2 separate regions of the Homo sapiens genome follow, and region 1 is linked to region 2. Evidence: chromatin loops called from intact Hi-C (ENCODE). Cell type or tissue: chondrocyte. All regions are shown on one strand. Links, peaks and the distances in the headings refer to the core of each region. The heading gives the core; the rest is flanking DNA.

Evidence for each region. Hi-C counts contacts between places; a loop is a spot of excess contacts. Peaks named below come from ENCODE experiments on the same cell type or tissue, not always from the same donor. Only the 100,000 strongest peaks of a DNase experiment are listed, where the experiment ranks them.
Region 1: it touches region 2 in a loop (2.4-fold over the local background); 2 of 110 quality-filtered maps call a loop at or near these places.

Annotation. Positions count from the first base shown.
Region 1 is chr16:58,731,016-58,739,335 of GRCh38, forward strand. It overlaps GOT2 (glutamic-oxaloacetic transaminase 2), which reads right to left and starts at 3,301. Exons shown (of 10, transcript NM_002080.4): 1 at 3,125-3,301. The coding sequence starts at 3,213. RefSeq lists silencers at 2,626-2,715, 2,816-2,905 and enhancers at 3,028-3,646, 3,346-3,425. In chondrocyte, for the core only: CTCF peaks have their summits at 3,375 (motif pointing left) and 3,600; DNase peaks (open chromatin) are centred at 2,906 and 3,056.
Region 2 is chr16:58,491,286-58,499,610 of GRCh38, forward strand. It overlaps a transcript of NDRG4 not described here and the pseudogene RNU6-103P. Among named protein-coding and RNA genes, the nearest start is that of NDRG4, 4.7 kb to the right of the region's middle. RefSeq lists a silencer at 1,440-1,734 and enhancers at 4,346-4,901, 4,902-5,457. In chondrocyte, for the core only: CTCF peaks have their summits at 3,878 (motif pointing right) and 4,081; DNase peaks (open chromatin) are centred at 976, 2,784, 7,366, 8,156 and 2 weaker places.

The DNA of each region.
Region 1 (8,320 bases), core at 1-8,000, 240 kb after region 2:
AAAGTTTTACAGTTTTTAAACTGCTTTTCCTCACATTCTTCTTACTTTAAAATCAGAAGGGAAGTTAATTAGCTTGCCCACAATCACAGAGCTAAAAATGGCAGAGACAATAGCACAGCTGTGATCTTTTTTTTTTGAGACACAGTCTTGCTTTGTTGCTCAGGCTGGAGTGCAGCGGCGTGATCAGCGGGCTCACTGCAACTCTTCACCTCTCAAGCGATCAGGCTCGAGCGACCCTCCCACCTCAGCCTCCCAAGTAGCTGGGACTCCAGGTGCACATCACCATGCCCGGCTAATTTTTGTATTTTATGTAGAGACGGGGTCTTGCCATGTTGCCCAGCTGGTCTAGAACTCCCGAGCTCAAGCAATCCACCTGCCTCAGCCTCCCAAAGTGCTAGAATTACAGGTGTGAGCTACTGTGCCTGGTCTGTGATCTTTTAACCAATGGTTATGGTACCACAGTTGCACACTGCATTTTTAAAGTCTCACGAGACCTGCTCAGTTATTTCACCAAAAAGTAAATAATCAGAATTAAATAATTAAAAGCAAATCATTATAAATCAAAATACATTAGCATCTTTTTTTTTCTTCATTGAACTGCAACTATGTCTGATCTCATGTCACTATACATTTACAGTACAAGTCAACAAGAGAAAGTTTTATTCGCAGTGTTTAGCTAAATGATACACTTGAACTTACAAAGAGTTCCACATATTTACAAAGAGTTCCAAGTATGCCATTGGATAAATCCTCAGTTCTTCAGAATAACAACAGACAAGGTTTTATTGTATTAGAATGAGCCATTTAAATAGAAATGTCGATGAATTCAGTTTAAGTATTTTCCACTTTTACCATTTGGAGCTAGGTAAAGATCACTTCCACAGTGTAAGGAGGGAAGTCTGATCTTGCCTGAAGAGTTAACCTTCATGCCAAATATGGCATCTGATTCTGTCACCTAATCAGGTATCATTATTTAAATCTGAAGAGTAATTCCTCAACATTAGGTGCTCAACTATTTCAAGAATTTATTTTCTGGTCAGGTGGGGTTGCTTAGCCTATAATCCCAGCGCTTTGCGGGGCTGATGTGGGAGGAGTCTGAGACCAACACAGGGAGACTCTGTCTCTACAAAAAATAAAAAATTAGCTGGGTGTGGTGGTGTATGCCTGCAGTCCCAGCTACTTGGGAGGCTGAAGCAGGAGGACCACTTGAGCCTGGAAGGTCAGGCTGCAGTGAGCCATGATTGTGCCACTGCACTCCAGCCTGGGCAACACAGTGAGACCCTGTATTTAAAGAAAAAAAAAAAGGGAATTTTTTTTGGTACATATTTTGCAGCACTGTGGTTCCCCTGTGTAAGATTAGTCGAGAGAAGGAACAATAAAATCTGTAACTGGTTATGATCAATTAGTTGTAAACACCATTACACTTGGACCAGCCTATGTTCAGATTTTGATCTAAGATACAACATTAAAATGTCATACTGTATTTGTTTCCGTTGCATTACGTGAAAAATCAGGGCTTAAAATAAAAATATCCAATATAAGAGACATGCCAGCAACTGTTAATAGTGCTGAGATGTAACAGTGAATATAAAGTAGGTAAAGTCTCCGCTCTCATGGAACTTACATTCTAGTAAGAAAAATACAGAAAAGAAAAATGAGTCAGACTCTCAAACTGAAAGAATGACTAACCCTGACCCCAAGGGATTTTCACCAAGCACTAGAGCTTCAGGTGATCTAGCCAAATCCATAAAACAAGGTATTATTTTAAGATTACTGCAATAGGGAAACATACTTTCTCTTGACGGAAATTTTAAGCACTCCTTTGGTTTTCCAAATTTGTTGCATAAATAACTCCTCCTGGCTCTGGCCCACTAGGTAGGCAGACTTAAAGAGCACACGTTGACAGTGGGCCAGGAAGGAGCCAAGTCAGGAAGAGAAAAAAGTGCGAAGCCTGGGCAAAACTGTACTGCCAAGGCTGTGGGGCCTTGGAAAGGACAGATAGTTCTGCTGGCTGAAAGACACAGAGCATACATTCAAACGAAAGGCCAAGCTACGCTTTGCTCCTTGCAGTTAATACCTGCTTGGGGGTGGTTTTAAAACTCAGTTCCTTATTAAGGTAGTGCTTAAGGAGAGTGCTCCAAATCGGCTTCTTGAGTTGAATTAATCTTCTGGCTCCGGTCTCCACTGGGAATGAATTACTAGAGCTCGTTTCAAGCTCTGAAATTTCCCTCCATACTATTATACACGCCACAGTACGAAATTACGTTTGTCATTTTTTGAGCAATGACCATTTGTCATTGTCCTTCCCTCGCCTTGTTCACAGTTGTATCGTTGGCATCTGGTCCAGAGCCTGGCTCTGAGAAACTGCAGTTACGAAATATTTACTGAATGAAAGAGCACAGGGAGATGGAGAGGAAGATTGATAGCCTCCCTGCAACCGGACCTCCTTAGGGGCAATAAGGAAAAAACAAAACAAAACAAAAAAAGAGACACACTACACCTCGACCCTTTCCCAAGCAAAGGCCAAACGGGCCCCGGGGTCACAGGGACCTCGGGGGGTCGCAAGGTCAGGAGAATGCCGCACGCCAAGGTCGCAGGTGCGGGAAGGAAAGCGAGGCCCGAATGCCGGCGCCCCGGAAACCTTCCTCTCGCGCTCTTCCCGCCCAGGGCACACACGCGGCAGCCAGCCGCCGCCGGCCCACCGACTCGGGCGGGCCGGGGGCCAGGACAGGTGCGCCCGCCGCCCCCAGGGCACCCTATCAAGGGCACGGTCGTTACCCGGCGCCGCTGCCCCAGTACTATCCGCACCCCTCCCACTGAATGGGAGTCCGGCAACCGCCGAGGGCCACACTTCCTTTCCCTAGGGATTGCGTTGCACGCCTTCCTGCAGGGCCCAGTGCGGGGACCAGAGGGATGTGGGATCCTGAGGATCACTGTGGGGCACGGACGCTCAATCCTCAGTCCCCAGTAAGGGAAAGCCGAGGGGGTGGCAGAAAAGTGTGTGTGTGTGCGTGTGAGTGACAGTGTGTATTTGGGGGCCGGGAGGGGTGAATGTCCTGGGGTGCTCGCAGCTCGGCGGGGCAGGGCCATCGCCCTGGCTCCATCTCCGTTTCCCTTGGCTTACCTGGCTCTGGCAGAGGCCGCGGCGGCGAGGCCCGGGTGGAAGGCGGCGGCGATCCCGGGGAGGACGCGGCCGGAGTGCAGCAGGGCCATGGTGGACCGTAGGAGGGCAGTGGGCAGCCGCAGGACGGAGCAGAGGGCGAGCGGACACACACACAGGGAACCGGCTCCTGCTGAAGGTAAGGACAGGGACTTCCCTGGGCCAGAGCGGCCGCGTGCTGGGCCCGAGCCACGTCACAGCGATCCCTGGCGGCCGGCGGGCGGAGCGGCGTGGGCTCAGCGGAGGTCGTGGAAGAGGATGACTGCACAGTTTACCTACGCCCAGCCCTTGCTGCGCTTCATTCATTTAATCCAGCTGGGCCAGGCCTGGCCGGCCGAAGAGGTGGCTGCTGTTATGGCAGTTTGAAAGATGAGAAAATGTAGGCTGACATAGTTGACGTATTTTGTCTGATGCCTTACAGCCATTAGGACCCAAGGTGGCCTTACTTTCAACCCTAATAGTTTCCCTAAGCACAAGTCATGTCACGTCGTTCCTGAATGTTTCCTTATCCCCCACCCTTTTTTTTTTTTTTTTTTTTTTGAGATGGAGTTTCACTCTGTCACCCAGGCTGGAGTGCAGTGGCGTGATTTCGGCTCACTACAACCTCTGCCTCCCAGGTTCAAGCGATTCTCCTGCCTCAGCTCCCCGAGTAGCTGGGTTACAGGTGCCACCACCACGCCCGGCTAATTTTTGTATTTTTAGTAGAGACGGGGGTTTCACCATGTTGACCAGTCTGGTCTCAAACTCCTGATCTCAAGTGATCTGCCCGTCTCAGTCTCCCAAGACTGCTAGGATTACAGGCATGAGCCACCGCACCTGGCTTCCTTATCCCTTTTATGGAGAGGGTCGCATGTGTATTTTGTGGGGCAGTTGTGAGGATTAATAAGATTAGCAGATTATGTCTAAAACAGGGCCTGATTTAGTAAGCACAAAATAACCCATGGTCATTAATGACAAACTCGTGTATGTCAAATCCTGATAACTGTTTGTGGAAGGAAATGAATCGGTTTTGAAGGAAATGAATCGGTTTTAAAGGAAAAAGCAAATGAATTTCAGACACATCCACAAGTCAAACGAGTCTTTCTCATGTGTAGTCTATTTCTCTGATACTCGTCTCTTAAACCAAGGTAGGGGCCCGGTGTGTTGGCTTATGCCTGTAAACCCAACACTTTGGTAGACTGAGGCAGGAGGATAGCATGAAAACAAGAGTCTGAGACCAGCCTGGGTAACAAGATGAAACCCCCATCTCTTAAAAAAATAAAAAAAAATTAGCAGGATGTGGTGTTGCGTGCCTGTTCCAGCTACTCAGAAGGCTGAGGAGGGAGGATTGCTTGAGCCCATTAATTCAAGAGTGCAGGCCGGGCGCGGTGGCTCACGCCTGTAATCCCAGCACTTTGGGAGGCCGAGGCAGGCGGATCACGAGGTCAGGAGATCGAGTCCATCCTGGCTAACCCTCTCTCTACTAAAAAAATACAAAAAAAAAGTAGCCGGGCATAGTGGCGGGCGCCTGTAGTCCCAGCTACTCGGGAGGCTGAGGCAGGAGAATGGCATGAACCCGGGAGGCGGAGCTTGCAGTGAGCCAAGATCGCGCCACTGCACTCCAGCCTGGGCAACAGAGCCAGACTCCGACTCAAAAAAAAAAAAAAAAAAAGAGTGCAGTGAGCCAGGATTGCGCTACTGCACTCCAGCCTGGGTAACAGAGTGAGACGCTGGCTCTAAATAAATAAATAAATACATACATAAATAAAATAAAACCGAGATAGAACTGTGTACCTTGGCAATTTAATATCTCCTCTGTGGCTCCACGTTGCCTGAATGGTAAAGTCTAAACCCCTACTTAGGGCCACATTCTAGGTCCTTCCGGCCCAGCTCCAATTTACTGTCTCAGACCCTTATGCTCTCATATGACCTTGACCTATGCGCCTATAGGCCATGACTTGGGATTCTACCTGTGAAAAGTAAAGTAGAGATTCTTCTTTAAAGACTTTCCTCCCTGTCTAATTAGAAATAAATAGTAACTTCTCTTAAAAACAAAATGTATTCAAAGACCTGTACTAACAGTCTTAAATATCTGCTAGCCATAATAAAGAAATCAATGTACTTTATGTTCCTAGCTGCCACCATTTAGCCTAAATATTTGCCCTGGCATGCTTATACTGGTCCAAGCAAGCATTAGGTCATAGCCTGTTCCTCTTCCTTATTTGAAGGTGTTTTTACCTTTCTCAGCATTCCACAAGTTACTTCCTCCTTCCTTTGCTCTCCTCTGCCTTTGCCTCTTTTAAAAAGTTCTAAGTTGCTAGCCAATCAGAACAAATACAAAATGTGAGGACCTGTTCCAGCCAATGAAAACCGGACACAGCAGCAAGGTGGATGTATCAGGTTATAAGTGACCTTGTCTCCTTTGTTTGGTGTACTCTCATGGCAAAACTGCTGTCGAGTGTACCCTTTCTGCCGAAAGTATAAAGATGGCCTTGCTGAGGAAATTAAATTTATGTTCAAGTGCTATTTCTTTACAGCACCAAGAAACAAGAATTTCAAACATACCAGTACATCAGTTTGCTCAGACTGCTGTAACAAATCCCCATGAATTGGGTGGTTTAAAACAACAGAAATTTATTCACTCACAATTCTGGAGGCCCAAAATCAAAAATCAAGGTATTGGCAGGGTTTGTGCCTTATGGGGTCTCAGAGACTCTGTTCCATGCTTCTCCTAGCTTCTGGCAATTGTCTGCACTCCTGGGCATTCGTATGCTGTTAGAGGCATCACTAATCTCTGCCTCTGGTGTCACACAGTGTTCTCTCCCTGTCTGTCTCTTCTCTTCTTTTAAGGACACCAATCATATTGGGGTAGGGTGCATCTTAATTGCCTCATCTTCGCCTGATTACATCTGTAAAGACCCTATTTTCAAATAGATCACATTAATGGGTTCCCCAGGTTAGAACTTAAACGTATCTTTTTTGGGGGCACATTTCAACACATAACAACTACTATTCCCAAAACAATTACATGTCCAGGTATAAACCCTAGAGATCTTCTCACACATTTTTAAGGCTGTCAGTAAAGCATTGTTTATAAAAGCAAAACAGGGAACAACCTAGTCGCCCATCGATGGAGGAAGAGATGGATGTTCTGCTACAGTCTCATGATGGAGCATTACAGAACTACTAACGTGAATGAACTCAATAGATGTCACCATGGATAGACCTCAAAAACATAAACATGCTATAGAATTATACATATAATATGGTGCCACTTAGACAATATTTTTAAAATACACAAAACCATAACATACATTTATTCATAAATGTATGTAAAAGTTTGAAAAAATATGCCAAGGATATGGTTCAATACAGGATTAGGAGGGCATGAGCGTATTTGCCCTTGTGGAGGGAAGGAGACAACTTTGTCATATTAGCTTCATAAAAATTATAGATAAGAGGCAGGCACGGTGGCTCGCGCCTGTAATCCCAGCACTTTGGAGGCCAAAGCGGGCGGATCACCTGAGGTCAAGAATTAGAGACCAGCCTGGCCAACATGGTGAAACCCCGTCTCTACTAAAAATACAAAAATTAGCCAGATGTGGTGGCGCGTGCCTATAGTCCCAGCTACCCAGGAGGCTGAGGTAGGAGAATCGCTTAAACCTGGGAGGCAGAGGTTGCAGTGAGCCTAGATTGTGCCACTGCACTCCAGCCTGGGCACAGAGCAAGACTCTGACTCCAAAAAAAAAAAAAAAAAAGAAAAAAAGAAAAAATACAGATCAGATTAACAATTGTCACCATTTTGGGGTTGAGTATTTGTCACATTGGATTCTGTACTTTTCTGTATGTGTGTATATGTGTGTGTGTGCATATAGTTTTTTGTGTGTGTATATATATACACATATACATATATATACACACATATACATACATATACACATATACATATATATATATACACACATATACATATGTATATATGCTAATTTGAGTTCCTGATATGAAAGGTGGATTGGAAGGAACAACCCTACAGTGGGGAGACTAGGTAGAAGGAAGGTTTACACAGGAATCCAGGCAAGAAATTCTGATTGCCTGAGTTCAGGTAGAGGTAACAGTGATGTAGAAAAGGTTACAGATCTGGGGCATATCAAGGAGGTAGAATCAGATGGATTTGGTGATTAGATGCAGAGAAAGGTAGAAAAGGAGTCAGAAATAATTCCCAATGCTTTAGTTAAAATTGGGGTTGTCTGCAGTTAACAGAGACCCCGAATAATTGACTTAACATATATATCTTTCTCACATAAAAATCTGGAGATAGGCAGTCCAGGGTTGGGGTGGCATTTCTGACCCAGAGTCCTTAGGAAGTCAAGTCCTTCCAGATCCTCGCCCCGCCCTCCCTAAAGTATGGTTGACTCCCAGTGGTCCAAGATAGTAGCCATAGCTTCATCCATCACATCTCCATTCAAAGCAGCTGGAGTGCAAAGGACGTACACCAGTTAACTTTTAAAAGAGTTAAAATATGGGCCAGGTGCAATGGCTCATGCCTGTAATCCCAGCACTTTGGGAGGCTGAAGCAGGAAAATTGCTTGAGTCCAGGACCGGTCTAGACCAGTCTAGGCAACATAGTGAGACCCTGTCTCTACAAAAAAAAATGCAAGAATTAGCCAGGTGTGGTGGTGTGCGCCTGTAGTTGCAGCTACTTGGGAGGCTGAGGTGGGAGGATTGCTTGAGCCTGGGAGGCAGAGGTTGCAGTGAGCCGAGATTGTGCAACTGCACTCTAGCTTGGGCAACAGAGTGAGACGCTGTCAGGGGGCGAGGGGTGGGGGGGAAGTTAAAATAGGAGGAGGCAGAGTGTGGCAAAGATCAGATGGAGGAGAGAGTGAGCCAGGGGAGCACAGAGGAGGAAAGGCTCAATGTCAGCTGTGGAAATCAGGGAGGCCTTCATGGGGGAGGTGACATTTGATCTGAACTTTAAAGGACTGAGGTAATGTGGTATGTGGAGGAGGAAGGAAGGAAAAGACATGGCCTATGCCCCTCCTGATTATCTTCCTTGTCCTGGCTGTCTACCTCCCCAGTCTCCCTCCACCCCCCTTTTCTGTGGACCTGCCCCTTCTGGCCATTGCCCTGGGCTTTTTCACCCACGCACCTCATATTTCCAACCCTACTATTAATTACTTGGAT
Region 2 (8,325 bases), core at 209-8,208:
AAGCCCCACCCCACACCCGACACAGCCTCCTGGATGCTGCAGCGTGGCACCCCATGCAGTCCTACCCCCTCTCTCTGTCTTCAAGAGCTAGTCTGGCTCTCTCAGGCTGTGGCGCTCACAGACGATTCTCCTTTTCCAGCTGCAGTGCTGAAAGCATCCATCCTTTTCACTTTTTTTTTTTTCATTTTATTTAAGACAGAGTTTTGCTTTTGTTGCCCAGGCTGGAATGCAATGGCGCGATCTCAGCTCACCACAACCTCCGCCTCCCCAATTCAAGTGATTCTCCTGCCTCAGCCTCCCAAGTAGCTGGGATTACAGGCATGAGCCACCACACCCGGCTAATTTTGTATTTTTAGTAGAGATGGAGTTTCTCCATGTTGGTCAGGCTGGCCTCAAACTCCCAACCTCAGGTGATTGGCTCGCCTTGGCCTCCCAAAGTGCTGGGATTACAGGCATGATCCACTGTGCCCAGCCCCATCCTTTTCACTTTTTATTTATTTTTTGTTTAGAGATAAGTCTGGCTCTGGCACCCAGGCTAGAGTGCAAGGGGTGTGACCATAACAGCCTCCTCCTTCAGGGAGGTTAGAGAGGGCTCAAGTGATCCTCCTACTTCAGCCTCCTGAGTAGCTGGGACTACAGGCATGCACCACCATGCCTGTCTCATTTTTCTATTTTGTAGAGACATGGGATCTTTCTATGTTGCCCAGGCTGGTCTCGAACTCCTGGCCTCAGGCATTTCTCCCACCTCAGCCTCCCAAGTAGCTGGGATTACAATCGTGAGCCACTTCACCTGGCACCCTGTTCACTTTTTAAATGTTCTGCCATTTGCCAGGTGCAAATTCTTTCAGTCCAGTGGGAAGTGAGGATTTCCACACATCTACTCACAGCCTGCCCGCCCACTGCTGGAGCCTGGCTTTTGCCTTTGGAGACTCCAGTGCCTGGCCTGTCTGGGTTCCTCTGCTCCTATGTCCCCATCCTGCCTCCCACACACCACTCCTCTGCCTCCCTCAGCTGGGCCCGCACTGCCACCTGTTCTCCTCCTCGTGCTCACCCTGTTCCCACGGGACTTCAGGGGCCTCTGCATGGGCTTCTATTCTTCCTGCATTTTCTTGGCTTTTGAGTCCTTCCCCTCCCACACCCTTCATCTCCTGGGGCCCCCAGACCCAGAGAGCATACAGCACACCCTGCCATTATCTGCTCCACCGTGTGTGTGTGTGTGTGTGTGTGTGTGTGTGTGTGTGTGTGTGTGTGTGTGTGTGTGTGTGTGAGAGACAGACAGACAGTCTCGCCCTGTCACCCAGTCTGGAGTGTAGTGCCACAATCTTAGCTCACTGCAGCCTGGACCTCCTGGGCTCAAGTGATCCTCTTGCCTCGGCCTTCCAAAGTGCAGGAATTGCAGGTGTGAGTGACCACGCCCGGCCTTCTTTTTTGTTAGCTTTTGCTTGTAACAAAACTGCCGCCTCTGTCCTTCTCTGAGATAATTGCCCTCTTAAGGTCCCGAGTATAGACATCTCCCCTTCCTTCTCCTCAGCCCGCTTGTGCAAGGTCTTTGAGTGAGAGATTCATGATCAGCCCCAGGCCCTTGTCCTCCCCCTCCAGCCCCATCCTTTCCCTCCTCTCCTTCCCTCCTCCCTGCAGAGCCACCACAGGCCTGGAACGAATCTGCAGAAGAAGCCCAAGTGGGTGTGGCCATTCTCTATGTGACAGTCGCAGGCAGCCCAAAGCCTGGCTTTCCCCTTTGGGCATGGGAACCCCTAGTGCCCTCTGATTTTTCTCCACCACCTGGCCTGCTGGAATGCAGGTGGCTGAACTCTTCCTTATTTTGGGAAAAATGGCAGAAATACTGGTTTCATTCTTCTGCTTTCCACTCCTGTGATTTGGGGTCATTTTCCTCCTTGTACTTACCTAGCTGACTGCTTCCCTCATCCTCCTGTGGCACCCTATTTCTCATGTGACTGTCTCAGTCATCCGTGGTTTGTTTTTGTTTGTTTGTTTGTTTTTGAGACAGAGTCTCACTCTATCACGCAAGCTGGAGTGCAGTAGTGCAGTCTCAGCTCACTGCAACCTCTGCCTCCCAGGTTCAAGTGATTCTCCTGCCTCAGCCTCCCTAGCAGCTGGGATTACAGGCATGTGCCACCACACCCAGCTAATTTTTGTATTTTTAGTAGAGACACGGTTTTGACACGTTGGCCAGGCTGGTCTCGAACTCCTGGCCTCAGGTGATCTGCCCGCCTCAGCTTCCCAAAGTGCTGGGATTACAGGCATGAGCCACCATGCCTGGCCAATCCATGTATTTATTCCTTAGGAGGATCTGTAGCAGGCACAGTCCAGTGCTGGGATACAAAGGGCAGAACGATGGGCAACACTGAGCTTCTCCTCTAATCCTCACAACACTGAGGCTCGGAGGCTGAGTGAGCTGCCCGGGAGTTCACAGCCTCGCAGAGCGGGGCAGAGAGGTTTCTAGGCAGACGCAGGGGAAGGCAAGGCAGAACCTGTGAGTTCTCCTTTACCTGGACGTGTGCTGGTCCCTGATTAGTTTCCCTCACCAGGCCTGAAAGTGGCCCGAGTCTGAGCTGGCCAGCTGTCTTGTTGTACAGATGGGGAGACGGGGACCCAGAGTGGGTGAGTCGCACAGCCAGAGCCAGGCCCCCGCAGAGTGTCTGTGGGCCCCTCGGCCTCAGGGAGAGCCTGGCAACTCAGACGCGGGGTTCCAGCCCCCGCTCCTCCCCAGCCATCTGTGCAGCCTCGTAACCTGTGGGTGCATTTTGAGCCTCTCTCCCCTCATCGGTGAAGCCTGATTGTTCATCCAGATCTGTTTGTGTCTGGGGAGCCCCTTCCATGCCAGCATCATACTGAGAGCACAGCTAGATGTGGTCCCGCCCTCGTGGTGCCCGCGGTCCGGTGGGTAGAACACGCACTAGCCAGACTCAAACGGTTCACTGTGAAGTAAGCTCCAGTGATCTGAGGCACAAAGCGACCAGGTCTGGAGAGGTGGGAGCAGCTGCCACTGTAACTTTGTGTGGATTGGAAAAGGTCCCTCTTTCCCCCTCACTGTGTGGGCCTCAGCTTCCCCATCCCTACAAGTGGGCATGTTAGTCACGCCCACCTCCCCCCTTCCCTCCCTTCCTTCCACCCTTGTGGCCTGATGGTCAGACCATGAAAAACATCTATGGGAGCAGAAGGGCAAAGTGACCAACAGCAAGGATTTGCAGTGGGACATTCCAGCACTTTCTAGCCCTGTGACAGCCTCTCTGAGCCTCACCCTTGTGGCCTGTAAGATGGAATCCACACCTCCTTAATGAGGACGCTCACACGCTCCTCCACCAAGTACTTGGTAGCCAATGCCTGGCACTTCGGTGAGCCCTTGGTCACTTTTGTTAACATTGAGACAGACTGGTGGGCTGGGTGCGGTGTTTCATGCCTGTAATCCCAGCGCTTTAGGAGGCCAAGACAGGAGGATCATTTGAACCCAGGAGTTGGAGGATACAGTGAGCTGTGATTGCACCACTGCACTCCAGCCTGGGTGATAGAGTGAGACCCTGTCTCTAAAAAAAAAAAAAAAGAAAAGAAAAGAGAAAAGACAGACTAGGGGACAGAAATTGAGTCTGCTAAGGCCCCACGGGCTCCCCAGACCAGCCAGGGCCTAACTTGCCACCCCCTCTGTTTGCCTTCCCCTAGGAGAGCTCCGATGCCTTCCTCTTGGCTGCAGACACAGACTGGAAGGTAGGTCAAGGCTCAGACCCCCAAGATGTGGGACTGACAGCTGGCAGCCCCTCACCCCACCTGGCCAGGTCCCAGAGGAGGGTCACAGCCCTTCTGTGTGCCCCCTGCCTAACAGAGAGATGCTGGGGTGGGAGATGAACTGGCCCTGCTTCTGCGAGCAGCAGGGAAGAGACGGGGCCTCTAGGGGGAGTGAGAATGGAAAAGAGAGTGAGGGATGTTGTCATCTGAATCAGCATTTTCCTCCAATGAAAGGCAGGTTGACTCTAAAATAGCTCCTGTTTCCATGACAGCTGTTGCCAGGACAACCCTGTCCTCCTTAGTTGATGCCAGGTTCTCCGTGGAAACTGAAAGCGCCCTTTGTTTTTATTCCTCCGGGTGATGATGTTGCTCACTCGGCCAGTCGTTTCTCCCCTCTGAGTCCCACAGTGACCATTGATTTCCGGGTCTGGGAAAATGCCTGACAGCAGACACAAGGGAACCCTGCTGGGTTCTGGGGCCCCACTGGCCATCCCGACATGCTGAACCAATTCAGACCCTTCCTCCTGGTAAGGTGGAAGCAGCTCCCGAGTCTCTGTCCTTGCCTGGGCCTGACCTGGTTTTGGGTCAGCCTCCAAGCCCCGTGACAGCACCAGCCAAGTGGTCTGGATGCAGGGGTGACACGGAGGCGGGGCTGCCCTTTGGCTCGTCCCCCAGTGGGAGCAACGCGAGGATCAGTGTGAGAATCTGGGCCTGTGTGCTGGTCCCTCGGTCACGCGCCACTTCAAGGACGAGAGGGGAGACTTCAGGGCAGCCAATGTACATGTGCTCAGATCCTCCGGGAATGCCATCTCCAAGCACAAAGGGCTCTGGAGCTGGAAGGAGAGGCTAGGGTTCCGGCAGTGGGGAGTGAATGGGAGCCCAGGAGGTGGGATGGGAGGGAAGTGGTCGGGAGCTGGCCCAGGCTGGTGGGAAGGGACAGCCGGAGATCAGGGCAGGCTCACCAGGGGATTTTCTTTGTCCTCCATGCTGCAAATGAGGATGAGCTATGCAGGCAAATGGGCCCTGGAGGAGGGGGTTGGCCAAGTAAAATCTCAGAGCAGCCAGCCGGTGCCTCAACACACTGGTCCCACAGTGTGGGAGGCCGACGCCAACAGTGCTGATGCCAGCCCCAGCACACAGGCCCACGGTGTGGGGGACAGGCAGAGGGGAATCCTGGAGTCGTGGAGGAGACCCTACCATACCTCTGGGTTCCCAACTGCTGCTGCGAAGCTGCCTCTGGCCCCTGAGCCCTCTGAGCTGCAGCCCCGGAGTTGCGGGGCCCAGGGTGTGTGGGACCCCGGTTCTCAGGATCCTCTGCTTGGTAAAAGGCAGGTTGCATTAAAAGGCACCTTCCTGTCCACTCCTGTCACACCACATGGAGGCAGCATTTTTTTCGTTTTTTGTTTTAGAAAAGCAGCCACAAGAATGGATGGTCGTTATCTGGGCCAAGACCTGGCAGGGATTTTATCTCCTGCTCACTATGGCAGGCGTTGTCACTGTCCCCTGCCTCCGTGGGGGCAGCCAGTGGGGGAGGTAGTATAGCAGAGGGACTAACATGAGCCAGACAGACCTAGGTTCTGGCCCCGCCACTTCCAAGCATGTGACCTCCAGCCCAAGTCACTCCATTTGTCTACCGCATTTTCAGGGAGACAGGCAGCACGGACCTCCCGAGTGTTTCTAAGGCGATGGTGCCCATGGGCCCCTCATATGGACACTCAGCTGACCGTGACGAGTGGCCACCAGAGTGTGGAGTTAGCACCAAACTGCCTGGGTGTGGTTCCTGGCTCTGTGCCCACTAGCTGTGTGATGTTAGGCAGGTTACCAAACCTCCCTGTGCTTTATTTGCCTCATTTGTAAAGAGGGTATTAAGAGAGAAAATGAGTGCTCGCCCCAGCAGCACATATACCAAAATTGGAATGATACAGAGAAGATGAGCACGACCCCTGTACAAGAATGACCCACATATTCGTGAAGCCTTCCATACTTAAAAATATTTTCCAAAAAGAGGATAAAGGCTGGGTGTGGTGACTCATACCTGTAATCTCAGCACTTTCGGAGGCTGAGGCAGGTGCATCACTTGAGGTCAGGAGTTTGAGGCCAGCCTTGCCAATATAGTGAAACCCCATCTCTACTAAAAATACAATAATTAGCCAGGTGTGGTGGCAGGCGCTGGTAGTCCCAGCTACTTGGGAGGCTGAGGCAGGAGAATGGCTTGAACCCGGGAGGCGGAGGTTGCAGTGAGCAGAGATTGCACCATTGCACTCCAGCCTGGGCAACAGAGCAAGACCATGTCTCCAAAAAAAGAAGAAGAAGAAAAAAAAAGAGGGATAGAGAGAATGGGTAAAGCACTCCAAGAAAGCCTGGCACATGGAGGACATTTGAACATAGTGTTTGCCACTCTTGATTCTGAGACCTCAGGCCCACCCAGAGTGCTGGGGTACTAGTAGCTGCCGCTGCTTACTAGCCAAGTGAGGAAATTACCTAACCTCTCCAACTCTCAGTTTCCTCATCCCTTCTCATAGGTCCATGAGGATTATATGTATTATCCTTGCAGCTGCCTGTGCAGTAGGCACTGCTGTTTCTCCCATTTACATACGGAGGCTCAGAGAGGTTGATTGACTTCCCCAAGGTCACACAGCAAAGAAGTGGCAGAGCTATGAGTGGCACCAGGGTTTGGCTGGCAAGACCTGGGTTTGGCTGGCAAGACCTGAGCCTGCCTTGTCTGGCCACTGTAACTGCACAACCACCAGAAAAAGGGCCAACAATTTGGAGAGGCACACAGGCTGCCTCATTTCTCCCCTGCCAGGACCTGGGCAGGGGTGGGGTCAGATCTAGAGTGATTTCTGCAGTTTTTTCTGATTCTCACAGCAGCTTGGTGAGAAAGGCACACAGTCCCTGCTTTACAATTAGAAGCCTGAGACACAGAGAGGTTAAAAAAAAAATCTTGCCCAAGGTCACCCGGCTGGTAGGGGGCCAGGAAGGACTTAAACCCACGTCTGTGGGTTTGCAGACAGCTGAGCAGTCATGGAGGCTGTGGCTTGGAGTGGGCAGTGTCGCAGGTCAGCTTGTCACCTGGGTCCAAAGGTGGGGAGAGGCCACTCAGGGGTCAGAGGTTGGAGTGGGCGTAGGATTGGGTGGGGCCTTGGGGGACATGGGAGGGCATTGTGGGCAGAGGGCAGGGCTGTGCCTCAGTTTTCCAAGCCTCTTCCTGTGCCACAGTGCCTGCAGGAATGGGGAGCATGGCCAGGAGGTGACGGGCCAGGGGGACTCCCCATTCTACTTCCTGCTGCCCTGGGGAGCACAGGGCCTGTCAGTCTTCCCTAGGCCTCCAGAGTAAGAGGTGAGAGATGGAATAGGTGCCCCCAGGCAGAGGACATGACCAGCAATAGTGTACATAGCAGGTGTCGACCAGGTCAGCAGGTACCCAGAGATGAAGAGATGACCACTTTCTCCAAGGGCAGCCAGTCAGCATGCAGGGCCATCAGCATGGGCTGGGGTGAGTGGCGTGTTCCTTCTTCAGCAAGACAGGGAGAGGAAGCCGGATAGGAGGCAGCTACTGACGTTGACATGCCCACCTCCTGTAGACCCACCCGGCCCTTGTTCCTGGAGGCAACCAGTTTGGGGCTTGGCTCTCGGGTATCTGGGGAGCAGGACACTAGGGCTATCTCAGGCTCTGTGCCCTGACCCCACCCTTGCCCAGGCCCTGGCAGGAGAGAAATGGGGCAGTCTGTGTGCCTCTCCAAACTGTTGGCCCCTTTTCTGGCAGTTGTGCAGTTATCGTGGCCAGACAAGGCAGGGTCAGGTCTTGCCAGCCAAACCCTGATCCCACTCATAGGTCTGCCACTTCTTTGCTGTGTGACCTTGGGCAAGTCAGTCAACCTCTCTGAGCCTCCATATATAAATGGGAGAAACAGCAGTGCCTACTGCACAGGCAGTTGCAACGATAATACATATAATCTTCATGGATTTGGGAGCATAGGCACGCAGCAGCCCCCTTCTCTCTGTGGCTCCTGCTCTCCCAGCCTTGGGCCCCCTCCTCTGCTTCCCTCTCTGGCCTATTTCCTCTCCTCCTGTGCACTTCTTGGCCTTTCTTCTCCTCTGCTCACTCCACCTGCAGGCCTCGGGCGAGCTCGCCACCCAGATCCTTGCTGCCCAGGAGAACAGGGCACGGAGCCTGAGATAGACCTAGTGTTCTGCTCCCCAGAGACCCGAGAGCCAAGCCCCAAACTGGTTGCCTCTGGGAACGAGGGCCGGGTGGGTCTACAGGAGGTGGGCATGTCAATGTCAGCAAGCTGCCTCCTAGCCCCGCTTCCTCTCCCTGGTGGTCTGGAGCCCCTGGCAGCAGGGTGAGGGTGGGGAGGGCAGAGCTGGTGTGTGCCTGACCATACCCCTGGCCCTGCTATCTGCCCAGGGCCCCTGGCCCCCGGCCCCCAAACTCCATTTTCAGCATGTGGGGAAACCCCCTGTATCTGCGTGGGCAAGGTGGGATTTTCATCCCTGGTGGGTGGAGAAGGAGCAGCCCCTTGAAGCAGGGTGATAACCCAAGTTGCCCCAGAAAGCAGCAGCTCCCCAGGCCTCCACAAG